Linked DNA regions of Homo sapiens: region 1 is linked to region 2. Evidence: chromatin loops called from intact Hi-C (ENCODE). Cell type or tissue: A673. All regions are shown on one strand. Links, peaks and the distances in the headings refer to the core of each region. The heading gives the core; the rest is flanking DNA. Region 1 overlaps LINC02066 (long intergenic non-protein coding RNA 2066). Region 2 has its middle 6.7 kb from the start of IGSF10.

Region 1 (10,791 bases), core at 1,199-9,198, 190 kb before region 2:
GGAGTTATTGCATGCAGTGCAAAAACCCAAGGAGGTGACAGTCTGACACTGCTGAAGCCATCAAAAAGGGAAGGAGAAGGGAGAACAGCAGCATAACAGCTGGCAGAGGCAGCAGAAAGGAAAGAGAGAAAGAGACAGGAAGTCAGAGAAAGAGAAAGAGGAAGAAACAGAGACACAAAGAGAGGGAGTCAGAGAGGGAAAGAAAGAGAGACACAGAAAGAGAGAGAGGAAGAGACAAAGAAGGAGTCAAAGAGAGAGACAGAGAGAGGAAGAGAGAGAAAGAGACAAGAAGTCAAAGAGAAAGAAAGAGAGATGGAAGTAGTAAAGAAAAAACAGTGTACCCTATTCCTTTAAAAGCCAGGGTAAATTTAAGACCTATCATTGATAATTGAAGGTCTTCTCTGTAACCCTATAACACTCCATTACCACCTTGTTGTCAGTGTAAACAAGGGCATAGCCCAAAAGCACTGAGGTCACTGACAATCCGTAGCCTTTCTATCAAAAATCCTTAACTCAGAAGGTTTCCTAATAGGTGATCTAAATCTTAATTAATTACCATACAAAGGTCCAACCAGACCAAGGAGGAACTCCCTTCAGGACAGGATGATAGATGTTTCCTCCTAGGTGATTAAGGGAAAAAGACACAATGGGTATTCTGTAAGTGATAAGGAAACGCTAACAGAAGCAGAATTAGGAAAATTGCCTAATAGTTGGTCTGCTTAAACATGCGAGCTGTTTGCACTCAGCCAAATCTTAAAGTACTTACAGAATCAGGAAGGAGCTATCTATACAGAAAAAGTAAAGTTTGCTAAAAGTTAACAGTGTAACATGCATTATCCTACTACCACACACTCTCAAAGGATTTCTCAGTTTGCAAGAAATAACAAAATCTATCCTTACTTTACAATCCCAATTAGACTTTCTGTGTCTGTCCTTCTTTCTCTCTGACTCCTTTTCACGTCACCTCTCAGTAGGAATACAGGAAGCATGAAAGTCCGGAGACTAGGAAATAATTGTCAAAGGGCTTAAAATGAACCGGCTTAGGGAATCTTGGAAGTAGGAACTGGTGTTACTTATTCTGCAATTTCCTAGGGCATTTCTTGCTTCTATTTGGTGATAAAGATAGGGTGTTGGTATTTGGGATCCATCTTGTTCCTATTCCTGTATGGTTCCCCTACAGATTGGCTATATAACTGAAGAGCATATTTTCTTACTTTTTTTCTGATTTCCTGTATCCCCTGGGGAGAGACCCGCTGTGCAATTTTTAAACTACCATATTCTGTACCTCCAGACAGAGTGTATGTGGGGCTCCATACTATATGCCTTTGAAAGAAAAAGGGTATGGCAGAGGGGGCCAGTCCCAGACCACAGTGGAAAAACACACTGAGCTGAAACAGATCCATGCATTGCTTGGCCTTAGAGCTCAAATAAAATGGATAAAACCAGTTATGAAAGAATCAAAACAATAAGGGATAATTACAAAGGGCACTAATCCTGTGATACCCCCATACTTCCATTAAAGAAGTCAGGTAAATTTGATAAAGATGGTTGATGTCTATATAGCTTTCCACAAAATTTCAGGAAAGTAAATGAATTTGCTGTTCTATTAATCTCTATAGTCCCTAACATGACGATTATTCTGACTTCTGACTTTGGTACCATTGTCTGAAAATGTTTTCTCTAGAACTGGTCTACACTTTCCCTCCCTCCCTCCTTTTCTCCCTTCCTCCCTTCCTTCTCCTTCCTTTCTCTCTCTCTCTCAGGGTGACAAATAGGGATTCTCTGAGCCAAAAATGCTCATTAAAGGAATCCTACATTCTGCAGAAATGGGACAACAGTAATCCTCCACTATTCTTAGTCCTCTGCTGGGAACATTCCTAGAGAAGTGTAGTCATAACTAGAATATGGTGGTAGATGCAGAGGGGCAACTGCTGTAGCTGGTTCTGTTAAGGAGGTCTGAGTGGTACATTTCCATAGCTGCCACATAGTGAGATACTTTTTAACAATAAAAGGAATGAAACTCTAATCTACACAACCACCTGAATAGGTCTCAAAAAGATTATGTTGTGCCAAAGAGGTCAGATACAAAAGAGTGCATGACACCATTTATATAACATGACACCATTTATATAAAATTCTAGATAATTCCTACAGTACAATAGCAGATCAGTGGGTGCCTAGGGTCAGGGAAGAGGGGTAAGGATTAGCTGGACAGGGGCACAAGGAAACCGTCTGAAGTAATAGAAATGTTCTGTTAAATGTGGTGGTGGTTACACTGCTTTGTATATTTGCCAAATTCATAGAACTTAAAATGGGTGCATTTTCTTGTAGGTGAATTACACCTTAATAAAGCTGACTTCTTAGGACAATCTACCTTCTCAATAAGCTGTTGCTGCTACCCTGGTTTTAAACATTTTTTTGTAAAACTTAATTTTTTCCTAATGTTTCTACTGTTTTGGCATTTTTTCATTTTATTATGAAAGATGATTAACATTCAGAAGATTATGTAAAATGTGTACTCATTTAAAAATAATACTACTAATAATAAAGCAAACACTACATACTTACCACCCAGGATAAAAGGAGAAAGCATTGCTGATGCCTTAGAAGGTCCATGCGCCTCCCCACTTCCTCCCCCTTCATATAGGTTCATATAACTCTCTTAGTTCTGTACTATACATGTTAGAAGCCCTGGAATTCTGTCTCCTACTCACTTCTTCTGCTTAGACCTTTCTGCATGATGTTGTCTAGCTTTTTTTGTTTTCAGAGATTATCTATATGCTGATCCATCTTCTAAAACTCCAAATATTTTATGGCAGATGTAAATTTATTGTCACAACAGGCAAATCTTGAAAAATGCAAGTCTATTTGCTTGCTATAGTGAAACTTCACATAGCCCTTATTTTGTCTTAAGTGCCCATGAGGGGAAGTTTCATTCCTGTTAATTCAGAGTAAACTGAGTTACTGGCAGCTTAAAATTCATCATCTTTTGGGTAACCACTCAGTCAAATTAGGATGTTCCTTCGCTGAATTTTCCTTGCCTTATCATCAAGCGATACTCTATGTTCTGGGTTAGTAGACAAGGTATTAACATCTGCTCTCTGGCAGCCTCTGCCAAGACTTACTTATGCCTAACATATTGATCCCTAGTGCCAAGAAATATATCTGCTAAAATAATCAGTGCATTTCCTCTTTCCTACTCCTTTTCTTCAAAGCTTCCTATTTCTTGAAAAGTCTAGAACTTGTATGAAAGTGAGATTGTAAAAACTTAAATAAGATTATCTATTCAACACTATTACAAGCTTCCAGTTTAGTTTGTTTTAAAACTTCTAGTCATTGACAGTCTTGAATAAATTAGCCTACAAGATCATAAATCAATATGCCTATTAATATTATAAATCAATTTAAAAACTGAGGCATTTCTGAAAAACTGTAGACACCAAATTGTGGGTCCTCACCCTATATACAGCAAACTCATAGATTTCAGAAACCTGTTTTTCCACTCTTTTCATCACTGTTTTTGGCATAACATCTTACAGCAAATTATAAAGATACTACTACTAAAAGGAGAAATAGTTGACAGCTTTGATTATTCAATTCATCAACAAATGCTGAGTAATGTCAAGGGGACAAAAGTGGAGTATTCCCTTTTTGTTATAATGAATAATAATTTTTTTGATGATTGAAACCAAATTGTACTCAACTCTGTCCTTCTGCAGGTTCTTGGAATAGCCCCGTGTTTATAGAAACACACACACACACACACACACACACAAGTTGAACTAAGCCAACTTAACAGGTAGAGAGGTTAAAGTAAACTTTAAACTCTCTAATTTGTAAGATTTATTCTTAGGATACCAAAATACAGATCAAAAAGCCACTTGGTGGCTGGGCAAGGTGGCTCACGCCTGTAATCCCAGCACCCTGGGAGGCGGAGGCAGGTCAATCACCTGAGGTCAGGAGTTCCAGACCAGCCTGACCAACGTGGTGAAACCCTGTCTCTACTAAAAATAAAAAAAATTAACTTGGTGTGGTGGCGCATGCCTGTGATCCGGGCTACTTGGGAGGCTGGGGCAGGAGAATTGCTTGAACACAGGAGGTGAAGGTTGCAGTGAGCCGAGATCACACCACTGCTCTCCAGCCTGGGTGGCAGAGAAAGGCTCCGTCTCAAAAAAAAAAAAAAAAAAAAAAAAAAAAAAAAAAAAAAGGCCACTTGGTAATATCTGGACTTATGAATTTTCATAACTCATAACAATGAACTTTTCCAAGCTGATTATGCCCTTTACTCAGCCTGGTTTGGCACCTTCTCTTTCAGAATACATCAATGCCTCCTTTGCATATAGACTAATTCATTCCTTCTTTGGGGAAAGTAGACCTTGAAACTCTTTGTAACACATCATGGCTATTGGTGTCCAATCAATGGGGGTAGACAAACATATATTGCAAGATAACTCACATTACTGTTTTTCTTATGAGCTAATCGAAGTAAAAACACTGAGAAATCTATTATTGAAAATTTTAGGTTTTTCATCTCATAAAATATTTTGTGATTGAAATAAATATTAAACGAACCACTGAGAGGCAGTATAGTCCCCAAAATTATTTTTTCTTCTCATGAAAAGACAGGCATACTTTGAAACCAAAGCGTACCAATATTGCTGTCAAATATTTTAATGTACATAAGAGAAGAGAAAATCACCAGCCGTATCTCATTCTTCTGACTTGTTTTAACCAACCAGAAAACTAGCCATTTTAGAAACAGAAACTTGAAAACTAGAAAATTGAAAACTACAGTATTAAGAAAAAATGGTTTCACAGCAAGATCATAAAGTGTGTTTATATTTTTAAGGGAACAGTAAGGAATGAATCTAAAGATCCATTTGTTAGGGATCTTATTTTAACCAAGTGTCTATTTTTGGTAAGTAATTTTACTAAAACAAATTCAATGGAAAAATTCAGAAGCAAGGGTTAAATGATCCACTGTGAAGGTATAAGACAGATTTGTAAAACTAAACAAAAGCAAACTCATAGTAAAATATTTCAGTTGAACCGACAGAACTTTTTTGGTTCCTGCTCCATCTGCAGATGATACTAGTCCCTCACTGTGCCACACATCATGTGGCCTCTGTGGAAAACAACAACAACAACCACACACAAAAAAAAAAACAGGACACATGAAGCATTTTACAAAAATAAATATTTTTCTCTTGCAATATTTTGCAAAAAATGTCCAGGTTTCAGAATAACTGTCTATTTAAAAATATATATATAGAAGGTACTTAAAGTAAAAACCCATAAAGAAACAAAAAATGTTACCAAAGTTAGTCTGTTCAAGGTTGGAAAATAAAAATTCATTCACTTGATTTTTATATCTGCAAGGGTCAAAGGTCATCATATATCTCTAGTTATCAGTATTTCAAAAGTCAGAGAGGTAGCAACTTAAGAAAGGGCTCAAGGCTTCACTACTGAGGAATTAGTGCTCTGTGGGATGTTTTGCTCTTTAAAGTTTATCTGAGGATATAAAGTATCTTTCTTCCCAACTGTTATCTGAGGTGTGTAACCACAATGGCAGCAGAGCAAGGTGTCCATTTTGCCCACTCAGTGTCTGTTTCTGGTCATTTCATCTCCAAAGTGAAGATTTAACCACACAAATTTGTTTAGCTATTTTCTAATTCAGTATCACTAATTTGATGTTTTCTTTATTTAGTTGGTTTTATTTATTTAAAAATGTACTGGTTGATATGGTTAACAAACTAAATCCATAGGAAACTATAATTTCGTATTTTATTTCTCCCTGGAGGATCTGTGAAGCTCCCGAGGTCATAGTCTTCTTGCCAGAAGGACTTTCATTACCCTTATAAACATATGTATTCCAAGGCTAGTATTTAGACAACATCCAATACACTCCTACTAAGTTTTGCCTGAAGTACTTATAAATGTAGAGATATTTTTCTTCTTTCAAGATTCCCATAGTGTCAATGTTCCTATCCTACCAGAAGTGATATTCTTTCCAAGCTGGTAAGTCTGGGACCTATAAATCATAGAGCAGGCACCAGGGAGTACACAGTAGCCTCAAGAAGAATATCCCCTGTTCTTCAATATTGGACTTAGCATGCTTGATTTAATAAAATTTATCTGTAGCTGTGGCATTTCTGTAACACTCATGGTTATAAATTTGATTTGTTCAATTATATCCTGTAAAGAAGAAAGATTTATGTTGAAACTATGTAAATAACCACATTGTAATAAAAAGCAACAGGACACTTTGGAGGCATTATGCCTAATGTTTAACTATTGTTCTGAGCAGTTTGGTCAACACAACAATAATGTGTTTTTTAGTTTGGCAAAATCATCTTCCTTAAATTTTTCCGATGATTTATTAGTTATTTTGTATATTAGATTTTTTTAAACTTCTTTGAATTCTAACGTGTCAATTGAAAAAGATAACATTTAAAGAGTTTTTCCAGTTTGTAGAAGTATACTTAGTCTGTTAACATCGATAGATCAAGAAGAAAGAAAGATGGGCGTTGTTATATTTCAATTAAAAACTAAAACATCAACCACAACTTAATTTTCTCATCAGTGTCATTCAGACTGAGGTCATTACTTCTTATTCATTTTATCTTGAATTATTTCACAACATCATCTGTATTTGCACCAAGAGTGTTAGAAATCCTCAGTCTGCTCACGGGAGGAGGAAGCATGTGCACCTTAGGCTATTCCATGCAGAACCCATTGTTAAGAGCATGCAGTAAAATCCTTTACTGAAGTCATCATTCTTTTGATATTTCTTCTAGAATACTCTGAATCTTGTAGCAGAGGACTTTATGCAAGTGTGAAGGAAAAGCAGAACCACTTTTTACTTACAGGACTAAAATACTCTTGGTGATTTTATTACAATAATGAACAAAATCAGAATGGGGAACAGTGAAGTCCTGCACTGAAGTTTCACATGAATAAATATTTTAAGAATTTAGTAAATGATTACTCTAAAAATAAGAATATATTATTGATGAAGTTACTGATGAGTTTGTAAGGTCCTTTAATTTATCCTATAAAATGTGTGTTATGATTGTCACAATTGGCAAGCGATTTTAAACTTAAAAAGTAACTCTGTTTCAAATCAACTTAGTTATTCTGGCAGTCTTTATGCATTACCTTAACTGTTCCTATTCATTTGTCCAAAAGTACACATTTATTGAAATATATTCATTTTGTATATAATTACCATAAGAGAGATCAGCTTTCCTTTTTGATTTGTCAGCGCTTCTTTTATCTTGAGTTTGGCAAACAGGACAGTTTTGACAGTAGTGTTAAGCTAATTAAAATTATGGCACAATCATATATACATATGCAATCATTTTTCTTATCCCTCCTCATGAAGAGAAAGGGCAAAGTATTGGTGGTGTCTAGTAGTCTTTTGGGGTAAAAAACATATTGATAGTTTTTATTATTCTGGTTTGGAGGCGAATTTGTTGCTCAAAAGGAGGCCGTATATAAGTTCTAACAGTTTTAAAGATAATAAACAGTTATAGGAAACAGTTGTAATTTTGACTTAGGTTGAAAATCCAACTCAGCAGTAAGTAATAAATATTAGAAACTCTAGCCTTTTGAGACTTCAAATTTCGTTAGAAATGGATTCAAAAGCATGAAAAAAATCACACACACCCACACACAAACACATACACACACAAACGGGCTCTTGAGTGAGAGTGTTTTAATAATTATAACAATCTTTGCTATCAAAGAATAAAATCACATAGTGCTTCTTGTTAAGAGCAGACTATATATTCAAAGATTAATTTTTCTTTCAAATATTTATCTTCTTTATCATCTGTAAGCTTCCTTTAATAATTTTAAAATCTTGATACATATTTTTAGCCATACATTAATGCACATATAGTTAAAGGTTAGTCTTAAATTATCTCAGAATGCAAATTGCTATTTTCCCCTCTCTGTGGCAAGTGATGCTTCATTAAAGTGGCTAAGAACAAGGGCCAGGTTTTTCTTCTCAACCTAGAGACAGAAAAGAAAGAGCTATCACAGAGGGAATCCAATATAATTTTTTGTCCTGGAAAGATAAAACTTAAAGTTCCTGGGTAAATGTAACTCCCCCTTCCAAAATGAATACAGCAGGCTTACATTTGTTTAATCGATCAGATGAAAAAACTGTGGCCTGAAGAAGATAAGTGCCACATAGACCAATTTTTAAAAAAAAATTCATCCTGTTTTAAAATGGCGAGAATCAAAGGTTACATACATGTGCCTAGTAATAACCCACTGTTTAATGAGCTGACAGTTAAGGAATTAATGATCTACTTAAATATCTCCAGGAAAAGATGAAGAACAATCATTTAGAACAGTTCTTATACATCAAATCACATAAGCATTGGGTCCTTTGAAATCCTAAGAGGTAGAAAAAACTGAAATTAGCAAGTAAGTTTAAGAAGAATTAAAAGAACTTTAAGAGTGGAAGTTTCAAACTTGCTATTTACAGGCTGTATACTTTGTTGACTAGCCATACTTTCTCTTAAAAACATCTTTACCATAATTTTTTTAACTGCTGAGGTTGAAAAGAAAAACAGGAGAAAAACATAACTGATTTGTCTGATGCAGTTGGGCATGCCCTATACATTTAGATTCCTGCCTATCTGCAACACCACAAGTATATATTTTAATATAAAAAATATCCCTGGAAGTTCCGGCAAATCATTCAGAATAACCTAGGTTGTGTCAGAAATTAAGGTACATATATCACCATTTCATGGTAATTTTTAGGATATAAACAACATTCTATTCCTTAGGAGAAAACAATGAGGGAGTGGGATCTTAACCATAGATTTGTTGAAAGGATGGTTATTCTGCAGAAAAGCCCTTTTAATGTGACTTGTTTTAATAGAGAATATTTAAATGGCACCAAAATATTTGAAAGGCTACCCAAAAAGTTTTAATGCAAAAGAGAATGGTTTCTTTTCTTTTTTGAAAAAAAATCTGTTATTAATTACAGGATTAAGACTTGCACAATTGGAAACAAATGGCTTTATTTCATAAACCATCTTTTGAATAAACACACAACTCCAAAACAGAAAAATAAACCCAGGTTAAATATCTCATGATTTTGAGATAGGCCTAAGCCAAACTATCTTTCACCAAAAGAGCTTTACTTACAAAAGCAAAAACTATGTACTAGGTAGAAAGTAATAATCTCTGTGGCCCCCCAAATTATCCAATTTCTTTGTATGTTACATTATTGTACATTGATAAAGTAGTGTTTTCAAAGTTGCATAGCTGTTTGTAAGACACCCCTAAATCAGAGGGACCCTATAGGATACAAACAAAGCTGGATTCCTTTGAACAAAACAGGTAAATATTCTGTAATAAAGTGAGTTTATCTCAAAGTATCTGGACTTTAAACAATCGTAATCTTAACTTGTAGTAGTCTTAATTAAATTCTAATTTAAGTAAATGTTGTTTTGCTGTTATACAAATAGCAAAACTTGCAAACATCTATCTTTATGATTTTATACTTTCAGTTTAGGCTAGTTGGGAACCCAAGAAAAATCTTAATATGGGACTTTCAGGAGCATGAATAAAAACAGGGGGTCAGAGGATGCTCAGATGATCTCAACAGAACTTCATCATAGGAAATAAATAGTGTTAACTGTTCTGCTCTCAAGAAAAAAAAAGCTGTTATAAAAGTATAATGTATTTAATCCTTAAATATAACTCTGTGTGTGCCCACACATAAAACTTTCTAGCTTTGTCAACTTAAAAAGTCTAAAAGTGATTTAACTAACTCATGAACAAATGAACATCCCTGGTATCTTAACTGTGATCTTGAAATATCATTTCAAAACCATAAGTTCTTGAAAAATGGCTGTTTCCAATCCAAGTAATGTATTAGTTGAGCCTAGAACACCTTGTCTTACTAGACAGTAAGGAAAATATTAAATACTACAAGGGTTATGTCAAAAAGACTCAGGAGCCAACTTAAAGAGGTTCACACTGATTAAAGATGAAACAGCTTAAGCTTTAATATGGTGAAGAATTGCAACAGATCAAAGCCTATGAAAAATGTTTAAATCAATGGGTTCATAATGGTATTTAAAAGTAAACCAACAAAGTAGTCATCTTTAAGCTAGCAATTCATTATACTGAAAATTGTTTATAAAGGTAAAGACTCAAGAGTCTATCCTGACTTTTTCACATGAACTGTACCACTGGGCAACCTAGTAGATGAGAGGAAAAGGCTCTTTATAACATCATTACACCTAAAAAATAAAAAAGACATAATACAATTAGAATATCACCATTTTCAACCCCAACTGAAGTTAATGGGTCAAGGCACTGAGCATCAATAACTGCTAACAAAAAGGAACAAAACTAAATAGTATGGTGATCTGATGAAAGAACACAATACCCTCCAGTCTGAACAAATTGACAACCTGAGGCTGCAAGACATTTAAGCCTGCTACCAATTTGCAGCAAATACAGAAGACAGAGGTACATGTTGAACTTCATTATGAATGTGCAAGACAAATATATAAAAAGCAATGGTATTTCTGCACACTAGTAACAAAAGGAATATGAAACATATTCTCTGAAAATTACAAAACATTATTGAAAGGAATTAAAGAAGATCTAAATAAAAGAAGACACATTAAATATTCATAGATCTGGCTGGGCACAGTGGCTCATGCATATAATCCCAGCACTTTGGGAGGCTGAGGTGGGCGGATCACTTGAGGTCAGGAGTTGGAGACCAGCCTGGCCAACCTGACGAAACCCCTT
Region 2 (10,791 bases), core at 905-8,904:
GATTTTCCTGTACAGAAAACGAAAGGATTAGGGCAACAAAAGATGAGGAAAACAGAAGAACACATAAGGCTTTCATGATGGTAGAGAAGTCTTGATCCATGATCTTAGGAAAGCTGTCCACAACTAGGATGGCATCTCTTCCTGGAGAGAGATTTCCCTGGTCAACTTTATCTTAAAGTCTCCAACAGGTGTACAGTTCCACAAGTCAGAAGGGGTCCTTTTGAGTTGTGAGACGTGGACCCAAGGTTCAAGGCCCTGAAGCTTCACTGCAGTGTGGGTGGTGAGAACTTGGTAAGGTCCCTTCCAACAAGGTTCAAAAATAGTCTTCCTCTGATATTGTTTCCAGAAGACCCAGTCTCCAGGTTCTAAACCATGGGGAGGGTCTGATTGTCCTCAGTTAGTGGATCTCAAAAAGTTTCCTTTACCTGGCAAAAGTATACTTTGGCATAATGCATTAAAGCCTTGCAGTACTTAGTTATATCAGAATTTAAGAGAGCAGGAGAAGCATGAGGCCTTCCAGTGACTATTTCATAAGGGGTCAACTTATGTTTTCCAATAAAAGTGGATCTGATTGCCATTAAAGCCAAAGGTAGTACCTTTGGCCAAGGCAACCCAATTGATTCAGTTAACTTTGCCAACTGCAGTTTTAATATGACGTTTGTTCTTTCAACCTTTTCAGAAGAGTGAGGGTGGTAGGGACAATGGTAATGCCGCTGCATTGGTAGCACCTTATTTAACTGCTTTATAACTTGCCCAATAAAATGAGTTCCTCTATCACTGGAAGATTTTTCCAGGGATCCCCCAAAAAAGGAAAAAGATTTTCTAATTTCTTATCACAGCATCAGCTTTACTACATTGGAAGGCCTCTATCCAACCAGAAAACATGCAAACTATTGCAAGAATATACTGATATCCCATTGAGGGTGACAGTTGAATGAAGTCTATCTGTAAATGCTAAAATACTCCATCAGGTGGTAGACATATATTACCTGAAACTTTGATTGTTTTTCCAGGATTATTGCTTTGACAAGTCAAACACTGGTTATAAACCATTTTAGCAGTTTTGGAAGTCACCCCACCAGTATTTTTTTCATAATTGGATCATTTTGTCTGTTCCATGATGAGTTGTGGAGTGCAGAGCTTTCAACAATGGAAGCTTCAAAGACTCAGGAAGCACCAGGCAGCTATCTGGGCTATGAGTCTGCACTTTACATTAAATTTACATCCTTTTAGATACCAATTTTGTTTTTCCAAATGAGATGCATTGCATTGTTTATTAAATAAGTCGTCGTAAGGAAGCTGGCTTGGATTAATCTTATGTAGTTCATTCAGATTGCATATCTTAACAGTTTCAGCACTACCTGATTCAGCATAAACATCTGCTAAAGCATTATCCTGACTTTCAAGTTCAGTTCTACAAGTATGAGCTTCAATCTTAACAACAGCAACCTGCAATAGTAAAAGGATAGCAGAAAAGAGTTCATCTACTTTGAGTCAATTTTTGATGGGGGTTCCACTAGATGTGAAAAACCCTCATAGTTTCTATATCATTCCAAAATCATGTAGTATTCCAAAAGCGCATCTGCTATCTGTATAAATATTTACTGACTTGTCCTTAGCTATATGACAAACTCAGGTGAGGGCAAAAAGCTCTGCAGGTTGGGCCAACTTAAATTGAGGAAGAGTTCCCTTCTCTATTAACTCATTTTGGGTAGTAACAGTGTATCTTGCCTGAAATTTTCCTTCTGAGTTTCTGACATAGGATCCATCAATAAAAAAGTATTAATTCAGGATTATCCAGTGGAGTGTCTTAGAAATCAACATGAAGGGCCACTATTTCTGACACTACAAGTATTATTCTGTTCTCACTGCTAATAAAGACATACCTGAGACTGGGCCATTTATGAAGGAAAGAGGTTTTTAATTAACTCACAGTTCCACATGGCTGGGGAAGCAGAAGGTGAATGAGTAGCAAAGTAACGTCTTACATGGTGGCAGACGAGAGCATGTGCAGGAGAATTCCCCTTTATAAAACCATCAGATCTCATGAGGCTTATTCACTATCATGAGAACAGCATGGAAAAGACCCACCCCCATGATTCAATAATCCCCACAGGGATTATTACAATTCAAGGTGCGATTTCGGTGGGGACACAGAGCTAAATCATATCATTACACTTACACAATTGTGGTCTTCACCATCATTGGGCAGAGATAACAGTATCAGGGTTAAGTAGATTACAGTGTTTTAGATGAAGATTAGAAGGAGATAGGAGAAGTAATTCATAAGATGTTAGTCTGCTTACTGAAAAATGCGGGTTTGGTTGGAATTTAATAGACTTTACACAGCGTGTGGGATTTGCAAATTAAGTTCATTTCCTAAAACAAGATCTGATGAAGTTTCTACCAGTTTGGCCACTGCTGCTGCTGCTTTTAGTCAATTAGGATATGCCTTAGTGACTGGGTATAATTGCAGGCTATAGTATGCAATGGGCCTATGTTCACCACCATGTTCTTGAGCAAGGACTCCTAATGCCTGATTGTTACACTCATGAACAAACAAGGTGAAAGGTTTAGTGTAATTTGGAAGTCCTAAAGATGAGGGCTGTTGTAAGGTCAACTTTATTTGGCCAACAGCCTGCTCATGACTGTCTTCCCAAGGTAAAGGCTCTGGTATAGCATTATTAGTGAGCTCATACAATGGTGAAGCTATTAAGGAAAAAATTGGAACTCAGAATCTGCAACATCCTGCAAGTCCAAGAAAACTTCTTAATTGTCTTTTGGTTGCAGGTCAAGGAAAACTTTGAATAGCTGTTATCCTCTTAGTTGAGAGGGAAATTCCTTCAGCAGCCAAGTCACATCCCAAATGGTGGACTTTTTGCCTTGAAAACTTAAGTTTTTCCACTGAAGCCTTGTGACCTTTGTATGAAAGTTGCTGTAAAAGGTAAACTGAGTCCATTACAGAGCACTCCTTAGTGGGACAGCATATATTCATCTATGTACTGAATGAGAGTAGAATTTTGAGGCAACTGTAGTGTCATTAAGTCTTGATGCAATGCCTGGGAAAAATAGAAAGGGCTTTGGTAAATCCTTGTGGCATTACAGGCCAAGTGTACTGCTGATTTTACCAAGTAAAGGCAAACTAGTATTGACTCTCTTTATAAACTGGAATGCTAAAGAAGGCTGAGCAGAGATCTATTATTGTGAACACTTGGAATCAGTGGGTACATTAGATAATAAAATATTAGAATTTGGGACTACGGGAAATCTTGGTATTACAATTTTATTATTGCCTGTAAATCTTGAACAAATCTTCAACCTCATCCTTTTGGCTTTTTAACTGCTAGGATTGGAGTGTTACAAGGGCTCCTGCATGGGAGTATGAGTCCTTGTTTAATTAAATCTTCTACAATTGGTTAGAGCTCTTGAATTGCTTCAGATTTTAGTGGATATTGGGGTAATTTAGGCAAAGGTTTAGGATGATCTATTTGGACTTTCATAGGTTGCACACTTTTAATTCTTCCTATATCAGTTGGGGAAGAGGCCCATAAACATTCAAGTATTTTTGAGAGATCAGGGGTATTACAGGCCTGAGTTTCTATCTTATCAATTTATTTCTGTAGACAGCATAACAATTCTGCTTCAGGAGAATCAGGAAACTCTGAAGAAGGTTTACATGCCCTTTTAACTTGAAAGTAAATCTCACCCTAACAAGTTTACTGGAGCAGCATCACATAGTACAAAAGTATATTTTTCTGAAAAGGGCCCCAATGTTAATTGGATGGGTTCAGATACAGGAATGTCTTGAACTTGATTTGAAACCCCCACCACAGAATGTAAATTATTTCAGCCATTGTGGAAGACTGTGGCAATTCCTCAAAAACCTAGAAACAGAAATACCATTTGACCCAGTAAACCCATTACTGGGTATATACCCAAAGGAATGTAAATCATTCTATTATAAAGATACATGCATGCATATGTTCATTGCAGCACTATTCACGATAGCAAAGACATGGAATCAACCCAAATGCCCAACAATGATAGAATGAATAAAGAAACTGTGGTAAGTATACACCATGAAATACTATGCAGCTATAAAAAAGAAATGAAATCATATCCTTTGCAGGGACATGGGTGGAGCTGGAAGCCATTATCCTCAGCAAACTAATGCAGGAAGAGAAAACCAAACACCATATGTTCTCATTTATAAGTGGGAGCTGAACAATGAGAACACATGGACACAGGGAGGGGAACAACATACACTGGGGCCTAGGCAGCAGGGCAGGGGGAGGGAGAGCATCAGGATAAATAGCTAATGGGTGCAGGACTTAATACCTAGGTGATGGGTTGATAGGTGCAGCAAACCACCATGACACACATTTACCTATGTAACCTGCACGTCCTGTACATGTATCCTGGAACGTAAAATAAATTTTAAAAATACAAACAACCCTCACAAAAATGACCCTTTTTACTTCTAGGGATTTACTGGCTTATTAAAGTGGGGTTTATGGTAGATAGAATAGCTCCAGTATTCATCGGGACTGTACACGACTCCCCATTTATTTTAACCTGTTTCTCCATGTTCATTTAAAGGTATTACGGGAGCAATTTAGTAGAGAATCCCTGGGAGCCCCGTCAATGCCATTATCAGGAGGGCTAAGGTCTCTTGGGCTCCCTCTAGTGGAGAAACAGTTCAGCCTAAAGGGAGGCTTATTGGCAGACCTCTTACATAAAAGCGGTCAATCCCTTTTCCAATGCCCTGGTTGTTTGCAATAAAGGCAGATATCTTGGGGTAAAGAATTTCTTGTTCTAGGATCTCTCGGTTGTGATTTAAAATGAGAATGAGAAAGGTCCCTTTGGTCGCAGCCCCTGTAGCCATTGTAACTGAAGGGTCAGCTTGTTAGCTTTTTGAGCTTTTTCTTGCTCTAGAGTCCTCTCAAAATGTTCAGCTAAAGCCACCAATTCAGTCATATCTGTAACTTCCCATCCAAGCTTATGTTTTTTAATTAAACTTCTAAGTTCAGGACGGAGTCCATTTATAATAGAGCAGTTAATGCTATTTCAGTCCCTGCAGGAAATACTCCTTGCCGTACTTTAAGCCCAGAATGTTTCACAAACAATGTCTCTAAGCGAGTTCTGTAATCTCAAACTGGTTCATCCTTTTGTTTTTGTTTACAAGATTGTATGACAGACTAATCAACTTTTTGCAGAAAAATATTAGAAATTGAATGTAAAATGTTTTCAGCCATTTTTCTTTCTTTTTTTCTTTTTTCTTTTTTCTTTTTTTTTTTGAGATGGAGTCTCGCTGTCGCCCAGGCTGGAATGCAGTGGCACGATCTCGGCTCACTGCAGGCTCTGACCCCGGGGTTCACGCCATTCTCCTGCCTCAGCCTCCCGAGTAGCTGGGACTACAGGTGCCCGCCACCTCGCCCGGCTAATTTTTTGTATTTTTAGTAGAGACGGGGTTTCACTGCGTTAGCCAGGACGGTCTCGATCTCCTGACCTCGTGATCCACCCACCTCGGCCTCCCAAAGTGCTGGGATTACAGGCGTGAGCCACCGCGCCCGGCTCAGCCATTTTTCTAGCTACTTTTGGTCCTTCTCATGAGGAGCTTTTGGAGGGGTCTTTAATACCCTCCTCAGGTTTGTCCCATTCTGCTACTGCCATCCATTCTTGAGCTTCATCAGGCCCTAATATCATGTGAATAAATTGGTAAAGGTCAGGAAGCCCTGGCTTGTAAGCTCCTATTAGGATTCTAAATTCCTCAGTAAATTTTTGAGATTTTCCCTTGAATAAGGGAAGTCCTTCACAAAACTTTAAGCTCAGTTTTAGACCATGGAGTGAAAGTAGTTATAGCAGACAGGCCTGGCTGATCAGGTCTTACTTTGTAAGGCATCTAACTTCCTCTTTTTCATCATCTTCAGGGTGAAAGGGTAATTTAGCAAAAAGGTTAGTGGACTCAGTATATAGGCAGAAATGGATAAAGAGAAGAAACAGTCGAAGTTAGTTCAGTCAGAGCACAGCCCTCTTTTGTCATGTCCTTGGTCTGGTGCCTAAGCTTTCCATTTGCTTTTTGCAAAGAATCTTTCAAGGAGTTAATTTTTGATTCATTTAGTCTTTTGGAGACCTCTGCATACCAATGAAAGACTATGTCCCACTGTTTCTGTGGGACATAGTCTTTTTCCAATATGCCTCACAAATACACAATTTTTTCCAAATTATAACTTCCTCATTTCGACCATCTTAAGTTCTCTTTAGTGGGGTTAACCCATTTTTCTAAAAATGCACACGTTGAGCCAGGCATAATGGCTCACTACTGTAATCCTAGCCCTTTAGGAGGCCGAGGCGGGTGGATCACCTGAGGTCAGGAGTTCAAGACTAGCCTGACCAACATGGTGAAACCCTGTCTCTACTAAAAATACAAAAATTAGCTGGGCATGGTGGCAGGTGCCTGTAGTCCCAGCTACTCGGGAGGCGAAGGCAGGAGAATCATTTGAACCCAGGAGGTGGAGGCTGCAATGAGCTGAGATTGTGCCATTGCACTCCAGCCTGGGAGACAGAGTGAGACTCTATCTCGAACAAACAAAACAAAACAAAACAAAACAAAAACACGTGCTGGGCCCATAATTTTTATACATAAAATTAGCTGGAGTTCCAGAAGGTGGAGTCCCAGACTCCTTGGACTGAGATAATTCCATTATTAAAAATAAAGTACCTACCCAAGGTCCAAGGCCTCTAATTGAATTCAATCCAGTTAATTATCAAATCCAATTTGATCTTAGACTCGGTGCAGTCTAAGTATTGCTCAAGTAAACTCAGAGACCCCAAAACACAAGTTACTGGAGTTCAGAATCTGAGAGAAAACTCACCCATGACCTCCATTTACAATCAAGAGAACAGTGAGCACAATGGGCTCAGCGGGTACCTCGCCTGGTCACCTGGTATTTCTGGGGGTCGCCAGAGTTTTACTTTGAATCCCACTTCTGATGCCAGATCTGTTAAAACTTCAGACAAATTAAATTTGACAAAGTTTAATTGAACAAGGAAAAAAACGATTCATGAATTGGACATCCTCCAGAAATACCGCAGATTCAGAGAGACTACAGGGATGCCTCGTGGTCAGAAAAAATTTATAGACAAAAAAAGGAAAATGATATACAGAAATCAGAAGTGAGGTACAGAAACAGCTGGATTGGTTACAGGTTGGCATTTGCCTTATTTGAACACAGTTTGACACTCAGCAGTGCATGAGTGGTTGAAGTATGACTGCTAGGATTGGCCAAGACTCAGCAATTGTTACAGGTGCATATTCCTAAGTTAGGTTTTCAATCTTGTCTACCGATTAAATTAGATTACAGTTCATCCACAAGGACTCAAATATAGAAGTACAACGTCCCTCTCAGGCCATATTTAGTTTGCTGTAACAGCACCATTGGTATCCTCTGGATAGTATGACAGATGTCATAAGAAATTAAATCCTCCAAAAGACAGATGATACTGAGCTTCCTGGAGAAATCAGAAAAATGTGCCTCATTTGCCATTTCCCATTTGAGAAAATACAAGCTGCCGTATTCACTAATATGTTATATAGTAAAGTAATAATAATGTCTTTTCATTAAAAAGAAGAAGAAACTAGAAGAGTTCTCAAATCTCTTAGGTGCATCTCCTACCCAGGCTTAAGAAATCATGGTGAGTTCTGCAAACCTCAACCAATGGCTTTTGATACAATACTTATCATAAAAGCAACACAGAGCATTTACAGCGACCAGAGTACAAAACTAAAGTCAGCAGAGCTGCTCTTCAGGCACCTATTTCTAAACTCTTGACAACAACAATGGTCATTCTTGTGCTCCTTCTGCCTTAGTCTTCTCTCAGGTTTGCATCTATATCAGGTTTCTAACTTTTATCTACTTCAGCCCTGGCTTTCCTAGGATCCTTGGATGTCACTAACAAAAATGTGAGATTCATCCATCCTCTCTTTTATTCCCTAAGTAAAATCTTAACTCTTGTTCCTCCAGATCTAAAATCTTTATTTATTCTCACAACCACCACTTTAATTCATTGTCTTAAGGCTGGACTATTATAATTGCCTCCTAGGTAGTTTTTCTATTTCCTATAATCCAGAGTCCATGGACTTATAAGAGGACCATGCATTTGCTTCAAATTTTTCTCCACATCTTCCAAAACTGTACCCATACATGGTGTTCTGAAAGCTCTGAAAGGTTAGAGATCTGGAATACTATATATAAAGTCTTCAAGTCATGTAGTTTGACTTTAGTTGGTTGAGTTGCAACTGTATTGGAAGAAAGATGATACTGATTTTCTTTCTACCTCCTTTTCCTGCATTATGTCTCTTCATGGCACTTATCACTTACCGTGCTAGTCTGTAACTTCAAAAAAGGAAGGGCTAAGATGTCAGTCTACTTCACTGCTATTGGAATCACTCAGTGGAGGTCTTGACTGTTTGGTTAATTGAATAATATGAAAATTGTGGAGCTGGGAGGTGGTAATGATTGTGCCTGATTAAAAGATATGTAACAATTTTGGCATTTGGTTATCTGTTGACACATATATAAGTCAGTTTTAAAATTCATAGCTTGTTCTGATTGTCAGGTGATCTATGACTTGTAACTGCTTGCGCTTGGTTGATTGGTGTTAAATAAATACTCTGATTAGGAGGGTGATGTAAAGGATGGTATGGATGATAAATTAAGGATGAGGAGTAAGAAGTAGTAATTACTAGAAAAGACAGCAAATAATGTCAAAGACCTAGAGATGAGGGGAAATGTAATTCTCAGGGGTGATATAAAAGGTGAAGAAGATGTATATTTATTGTCGTGTTTACTAGAAAAAATACAAAGCCTGAGAATTTACCAACAATACTGTTTAAGAAAAGAGTAACAAAAAGAGGGGGAGGATTTAAAGAAAATCATTAGGTAAAACTATAGTGAGAGGTAATTAAAATGTCAAACCATCCTTAAAGCGTAGGTAAATTACCGTAGTCCAGGAAACACAGGTTTAGGAGTTCAGATTGACAATTAACTCAGAGTCGCTATGCTCAGCTCTGAGATCTTGGCAAATTATACACTCAATTAACTTCTGCAAAATAAAGTTACAATTACAAAATAAAGTCATTATCATTGAATTTCATATATTTCTTATTAAATGAGGCCATGTTCAAAGGTGAAAGTGATTTGTAAACCATATGAATCTATAGAAACATATTGCATTATTAAGCATGGTTAGAAAAAAGAGTGGTGAAACTTTTCTTTGATATGCTGTGGACTCTCCAAATTTTATAAATAGAAGCAGGAAGAAGATAGAAAATATAAGGCTTTTTTTGTATTTTTGTAGAGACGGGGTTTCACCATGTTGACCAGGCTGGTCTCAAATTCCTGACCTCAGGTGATCCTCCCGCCTTGGCCTCCCAAAATGCTGGGATTACAGGTGTGAGCCACTGCGCCCAGCCATGGTGGCATGTGCCTGTAATCCCAGCTACTCAGGAGGCTGAGGCAGGAGAATTGCTTGAACCCAGAAAGTGGAGGTTGTGGTGAGCCGAGATTGCGCCATTGCACTCCAGCCTGGGCAACAAGAGCAAAACTCCGTCTCAGAAAAAAAAAAAAAAAAAAAAAAAAAAAAAAAAAAAAAACCAGAAAATGTAAGGCTTAAAAGCATTGGTTTTACAATTTTAAAATTAATTCAGTATTGTATTTTGGCTCTGAATCATTTAGCATTCTTTATCCTCAGCAATCTCATCTGAAAAACTGGTATAATTTTAGCACTTACTCATCAGAATATTTCTGAGAATTAAGCAATACATATAAAGGCTTTGACACATATATACTCTAACTATAAAAGTAATTACAAATATTAGAATTGTTATTAAGTGGAGCAAATGGAACTAGAATTGGTGCCAATATGACTCAGGTTTCTAATAATTCTGGAAGATGACATGAAAAGTAGAAAATACGTCAGAGAAGAGCTCTGACATAAAGCAATTGTAGAGATTTATCTCATAAAAATTCTTAAGAGAAGCAAACATTCCTATCAGGAGTTCACTTTGAAATTGATAGCAAGAAAATGACCCCAGGTAACAAGCCTAGGAAAATAAGTTTAACATGTTGCTGTCATCTTTCTGTGGTTCATCCTAGTTGAGGTCTGGAAGTCCAGACCTGGGTTAGAAATTGACTAAAGAATACGAAGCCATGAGGTTGGTCACCAAGGAGCTTTGGGAGAAAGATAAACTGTGGCTGCCAAAACCCGACAAATATGCCACATTTCCAAAGCAAGCATCCAAGTTTGGACATCACGTGAATTTTTAATTTAAAAGAATCTTGTCAGCTCTGCAGAGCTAAAGACCATGTTCATATACATGCTTCTAGGGTTACTTCTAACTCTGAGTCTCTGATTCTATAATTCTACTTTGGTAACTGACTTATTACTAACCATAAATCACATGAATGCTCGGCATGGGATATGGCACATTATCCATGTTTAGCTAAGTGAGGCAGCCACAACTTTATGGTTAAACGTTCAGACCATAGGGCAAGACTGCCTGAGTTTGAATTAACGGCTTTTCTACTCACAAGCCACATGGCCTGGAGTTCTGTCACTTTCCTTCATGTACCTTACTTGTAAAATGGGAATAACATAAATACTTTCCTTTTAGGCTTTTTGGTGCTATGGTGAGGCTGAAATGAGTTGGTATTTGTAAAACATTTTTCAGAAGTTATTTCACTAAACCAGCAATTCTCACATTGTAGCTGCATCAGAATCATATGGAAG

What was found. A loop is a pair of places that touch in the nucleus more often than their neighbours do. Peaks named below come from ENCODE experiments on the same cell type or tissue, not always from the same donor. Only the 100,000 strongest peaks of a DNase experiment are listed, where the experiment ranks them.
Region 1: it touches region 2 in a loop (4-fold over the local background); 21 of 110 quality-filtered maps call a loop at or near these places.

The regions. Positions count from the first base shown.
Region 1 is chr3:151,654,880-151,665,670 of GRCh38, reverse strand. LINC02066 (long intergenic non-protein coding RNA 2066) reads right to left here. Exons shown (of 5, transcript NR_183765.1): 5 at 7,701-8,016. Among named protein-coding and RNA genes, the nearest start is that of AADACL2, 74 kb to the left of the region's middle. In A673, for the core only: a CTCF peak has its summit at 4,540; a DNase peak (open chromatin) is centred at 4,600; H3K27ac peaks cover 2,808 bases.
Region 2 is chr3:151,462,388-151,473,178 of GRCh38, reverse strand. It overlaps a transcript of IGSF10 not described here. Among named protein-coding and RNA genes, the nearest start is that of IGSF10, 6.7 kb to the right of the region's middle. In A673, for the core only: a CTCF peak has its summit at 4,709 (motif pointing left); a DNase peak (open chromatin) is centred at 4,658.